Regions from separate parts of the Mus musculus genome. Here region 1 is linked to region 2. Evidence: chromatin contacts called from ENCODE Hi-C or POLR2A ChIA-PET data. All regions are on one chromosome and are shown on one strand. The core of a region is the stretch at or near the end of the contact, and the rest is flanking DNA. Distances in the headings are between cores, read along the strand shown.

Region 1 (2,708 bases), core at 170-2,669, 140 kb before region 2:
ATCACTGAACTGTACCCTTAGTTTGTGTTTCTTCTTCTTTTTTAAAAAATTTTATTTTATCTGTATGAGTACACTGTTGCTGACTTCAGATATACCAAAAGAGGGCATCAGAACTCACTACAAATGGTTGTGAGCCACCCTGTGGTTGCTGAGAATTGAACTCAGGAGAGCAGTCAAGTGCTTTTAATCACTGAGCCATCTCTCCAGCCAGTTTGTGTTTCTTGATATTAAAAATAAAAGTGTTCCTAGTCCTTTCCCTCCAATATGTATTATCAAAATCATACTATTGCTTAATCTCTCAAGTTTCAATTATATAATTACAAATGGGGCTATAAGTCAATTTAATAAAAGTATAGCTTCAGTAGTGGCATTTACAGCTGGGCATGGTGGTGTATGCCTTTAATCCCAGCACTCAGGAGGCAGAGACAGGCAGATCTCAGGAATACACAAAGTAAATCCTGCTTCGAAAACCAAAAACAACAAAAAGGCATTTGCTTATTACTTTCAAGCTTGTGGATTAAAAACAAGCTTTCCACGAGATTTGACATTGTCAGAATACTTCTTGAAAAATAAAAGACCGTGCAAACAAAAGGTCTGGGCTGGCGAAATGGCTCAATGGGTAAAGTTGCTGCCAGGCCTGACAATCTGAGTTCAGTAGAGTTGAAGGGTCTTTCTTACAGACTAGTACTCCCGGGGCTCCCTGTTCCAGTCAGATAGGACTTCGTTTTGGTCTACAAATAAACCAAGATCATTCGTATTAAGAAATAAAACTCTCGGCGAAATTTAATCTTCAAATTAAGTAAAATGGGGAGGGGTTTAGCGTCTTCGTTTAAAGAGTTCTTAAAGTTTTACCTGAGTCCTATAATTTTATTTGCTAAACCTTTCAACCCTACAAAGACAAGGTCTTCCAAGCTCTTTACTACTTAAACCACTAACAGCTTTCGAAAACATGTCTGTACTTTTTCTATCATTTACTATGCTGTGTAGCTTTGACTCAGTCTTCCTGGGTTCCAAGGCGGATAGGAAACCTACCTCAAAACCTAACAACAACAAAAGCGCGAGGCTCAAGTACATTATGCATCTTGTGTTTTGTATCCTCAGAGCTCACAAGCTGGTGGAAGAAGCCGGCGGGCGGCTCGGAGCTCCTTAGCTACCACAAGCTCCACACTTGTCGTGCTTAGCTTCACTCGACCCGCCACACCTCGAAAGACCAGGGAACAGGTCCGCCAACTGTGCAGAGCGGACGTTGCAATCCTGGGGAGGAGGCCGGCGCCTACACACAGCCATAACCGGAGCAACTGGAAATGACAGAAAGCCTAGTGTTTCCCGGAGGCACCGCCCAGTCACTTCCGGTTCCGTAAGCCTATTGTTCCCGCCCTCAGCCTACACTTTCAACAAAACTTCGGGTTCTGGTAGCTCCCTCGGGCACTCTTATATTTCCTTCACTCTTCGCCTTTTACCCATGTTGAATAAAAACACCAAGGCGCTCGAAACTCGAGACCGGCGGTCAAGACAAGAAGGAGCTGGCAAGTGGCCTTGGCGAAAGTGCGAGTCGGGAACACCGCGCGCTTGATGCTCACACCCCGGCTTCTGCTTGCCGCCGACCGGAAGTCCACGGTCTGAATGGGTCTTGTACCCGGCCACGGCCGCTCCTCCCGGTGGACTTGACAGCGGGCGACTCTGGATCTCTGATCTCGTCGGCTGCCAGGTTCATGTGGAGGCTCCCGGGCCGCAGCGCGCTTCGTGGGGTCCGGTCGGTGGTGGAGCGGCGCAGCCGGGCCGAGGCAGGGACTCACGAGGCGGTGCGCGCCATGGAGCGCGCGGTGGTGCGCTGTGTGCCCTCGGAGCCCAAGCTCAGCCTGTCTTTCGCGTTGGCCGACGGCAGCCACAAAAACATGCAGAGGGACCAGAGCGAGCCTCTGGGCCGGGCCCTCAGCCGGATCGCTACCAACGCCCTCAAGGGACACGCAAAGGTAGCGGCCGCCAAGAAGAGCAGGAAGAACCGAGCCCACTCGAGCGGTGGCGCGGCCTGTGAGGCTACAGGGCCTGAGCCGGTTGCGACCTGCGAGCCGGTGGTGAAGCTGTACTACCGGGAGGAGGCGGTGGCCGAGGATGTGCTCAATGTGGACGCCTGGCAGGACGGAGCGGTGCTGCAGATCGGCGACGTCAAGTACAAGGTGGAGCGCAACCCGCCCACCTTCACGGAGCTGCAGTTGCCGCGCTACATCATGGCTGGCTTCCCTGTGTGCCCCAAACTCGGCGTGGAATTTGGGGATCCCGCCAGCTCCGTGTTCCGCTGGTACAAGGAAGTCAAACCCGGGGCGGCAGAACCTGGGGACAGCGGCCCCGCGTCCTCGTCTCACTCTTCGCAGCCTTCAGCTTGGATCGAGACCGGTGTGGACGAGCGCGTCTACACCCCGTGCAATGCAGACATCGGGCTCCGGCTCCGGCTTCACTGTACACCGGGCAATGGGCAGCGCTTCGGGCCAAGCCGGGAGCTAGAAAGCCTGTGCCCGGTGGAGGCCGGGCCTGGCACCTGCACTTTTGACCATCGACATCTGTACACCAAGAAGGTGACGGAGGACTCTTTCATCCGCACTGTCTCCTACAACATCCTGGCAGACACGTACGCCCAGACTGAGTTCTCTCGGACGGTCTTGTACCCGTACTGTGCCCCCTACGCCCTGGAGCTTGACTACCGCCAGAAT
Region 2 (2,700 bases), core at 73-2,572:
TGTGGTCACAGGAATCTCAAGAATGAAGTCAACACTGATTTGAAGAGATTAAGATTCTCTACAGTCTTTCCTAAGGTTTTCTTTCAGCTCGAGCCACGGTTTTTTCTTCTTTGGAACAATGACTCCATACATACTGGTCTTTCTCCTCGCAATTCCCAGGCTTAACACAGACTTCAGGATTGTTGGTTGGGTTATTCTCTGTATTTTCCTATTAGTAACTTTCGACCTTGACCCCTCTTTGGAAACGTGTTTTAAAACTTTCTGGTCTCAAGTAGGGTGTGGTGGCGCACACCTTTAATCCCAACACGCTGGAGGCAGTGGCAGGTAGATTTCTGAGTTGTAGGCCAGCTTGATCTACTTAAAGGGCTCCTGGACAGCCAGAGAAACCCTGTCACTAACCCTACCATTACCCCAACAAAATCCTCCCCCACTCCAAAAAACCCCCCACAACTTTCTGTTCTCCACGTTAGAACCCACGAAGGAGTTCTGAGAAACATAGTCGCATCAGTGAAAAGGACAGGAATTTGGGATGGAATTCATAAAGCCCGGTGAATTAGCAGAGGGAGGAAAGTCCTTCAGGTGTCATTAAGTCTAGGGACTTGTGGAATTTGGTCATCTGTAGAGCAGTGGTGAGTGACTCAGTTGCCCACAGCTACGATGACTGCTAATGAGTATGTCCTTTGCATGGAATTATTCTCCGCACGTGTTAGTATTTTCAGTGAGAACTGTAGTAAACACACTTAGTACACGTAGGTACTTGTAGGTACTTTCTTATTCATATGTTGCCGCTGTGTGTGCTTTTGAAACATTCAACCCCTCAAAGTTTCTCTTGCCCTTAACCAAAATGGCCCTTAAGGTTGTCTGGAGCTTTGAAGCTTCTGGCCCTTAACAAAGATGGCGCCAGGGGTCATGTTAAAAATAAGCTTGCCTTCTTCCCTGCCAGTGACAAACATGGCTTCCACGGCGTCAATCACATGATACCCCCTATCTACGGCACGGGAGCCGGCGGAGGAGGGCCCTTGAAAAGGGTGCGCGTTCCCGTGGCGGTGCACCCGGTAGGTTTCAGTCAGAGTCACTATGGCGGCCAACGCTGGCAAGGTAAGCTGAGGCGGCGGCGGAGGTGGTGGCGGCGGTGGCGGCAAGGGAGGAAGGAGCCGACGTTCCGTCCTGGCTCCGGAATCCCGTAGCCTGAGCAAGGAGAGGTCGCCCGAGGTCGGAGGCAGCGGCCGGGGACTGGCGGGGGCTGGCTGAAGGGGGCGAGGGCTGAGGCGAGCGGGCGCCGGTCCCTGACTGCCGTTTGTTTTGGTGTCTCCCCGCCTAGGTCGGAAAGTTTCCTGCCTCGTCCGCCACCGCCTGAGCTTGCCGCACTGGCTGCGAGTGGAGGAGGCTGCGGCGGACCCAGCCCCGGCCTCCAGGCCTCTCCCTCCACCTCCGGGCCAGCCTCCCTCCCCCACCCCGTCGTCCTGCGGGAGCCGCCAGTCCCTGCGATGCGACCCTCGCGAGGACGCTCCTGAGGGGAGGTGGCCCATGTGCTGAGCAGCAGAGCCCGAGAGCTCCGAGAAACCAACTTCCCGCCGGCCCGCCCGTCGGCCCGCTCGCCCGCCCGGTCGCCCGAGCCTCCCCGGGGTAGCTCCTCGCTCTGTCCGCACCGGCCTGCAGAGCCGGGTCCCCGCCCTGGTCGCGGGGACACCCGTCAGGTGCCCGGGACTCGCGACCCAGACGCCGCCCGTGCCCCGGCAGCCCTCCCACGCCTCCAGCCCGGGATCGCAGCCTCGGCTCACGCTGGGCCGGGGACCCCTGCCACTCCCGGGCGGCCTCGGCGCAGCAGGGCAATGCAGCCCGGCCCGCTGGCCCTCTAGTCCTCCTCGTCCGTCCCCGCACCTCTTCTCAGCCCCGAGGCCCCGCGGTGGCTGCCCGGAGGTCCTCCGCGCCTCTTCCTTGAGCCCCGAAGGACCTTCCTGGCTGCGCGAGTCAACCCTCTTCATGCTGCAGTGCTGCACCGTTTCCGCTACCGAAGGGGACAAGCGGCCGGGATCTCAAACAAAACACAAGAACTGGTGTGTGACTCATCTGCTCGGATACCTCCTGTCCCCAAACTGTCTTCCAGGAGTTTTCTTGGCCGAAGCTGCCCAATGTTTGAGCCTTTTCTTCCTAGGGAAGATGGACTGAAAGCTGCTAGTTGGGGACTTTTTTTGGTCAAGGTGCCTCTGTATTTTAAAGGAGGTGATGGGGCTTGCGCTGGCTTGTCCTCCTGCCCAATTGAAGAGTTGTTGATGTTCACTGGTTATGCTTAGACAATGCGCAGTTTGTTTTAATTTAAAAATTTTGGGGGGTTAGGGGGTGTAGGCTTGAGAAGAGCATTCCGAACCTGGAGGAGCTCCTCATTGTCCCTGGTCCAGACACCCCCCAGCCTGTCCTCGATGCCGTCAGCCTTGGCCATCTTCACTTGCCGCCCGAACTCGCACCCGTTTCAGGAGCGTCATGTCTACCTGGACGAGCCCATCAAGATCGGCCGCTCGGTGGCACGCTGTCGACCAGCGCAGAATAATGCCACCTTTGATTGCAAAGTGCTGTCAAGGAACCATGCCCTCGTCTGGTTTGATCACAAGACGAGCAAGGTAATGTCGCTATAGTGTTTGACAGTCTTTCCTTTCCTTTCCTTTCCTTTCCTTTCCTTTCCTTTCCTTTCCTTTCCCTTCA

The links. A loop is a pair of places that touch in the nucleus more often than their neighbours do. ChIA-PET counts read pairs that join two places held with the same protein, here RNA polymerase II (POLR2A).
Region 1: a loop to region 2 is called in a map of heart, with 2.9 times the contacts of the local background. The contact joins the promoter of Pde12 here to the promoter of Slmap in region 2. A Hi-C loop is called at or near these places in 2 of 37 maps with a recorded cell type or tissue (both heart). POLR2A ChIA-PET finds 5 or more read pairs at or near these places in 3 of 5 experiments (Patski and embryonic stem cell).

Annotation. Positions count from the first base shown.
Region 1 is chr14:26,668,557-26,671,264 of GRCm38, reverse strand. It overlaps Pde12 (phosphodiesterase 12), which reads left to right and starts at 1,419. Exons shown (of 3, transcript NM_178668.3): 1 at 1,419-2,708. The coding sequence starts at 1,713. Mir7672 (microRNA 7672) reads left to right here and starts at 1,657; the gene lies at 1,657-1,718.
Region 2 is chr14:26,533,246-26,535,945 of GRCm38, reverse strand. Slmap (sarcolemma associated protein) reads left to right here and starts at 1,322. Exons shown (of 23, transcript NM_001310445.1): 1 at 1,322-2,618. The coding sequence starts at 2,421.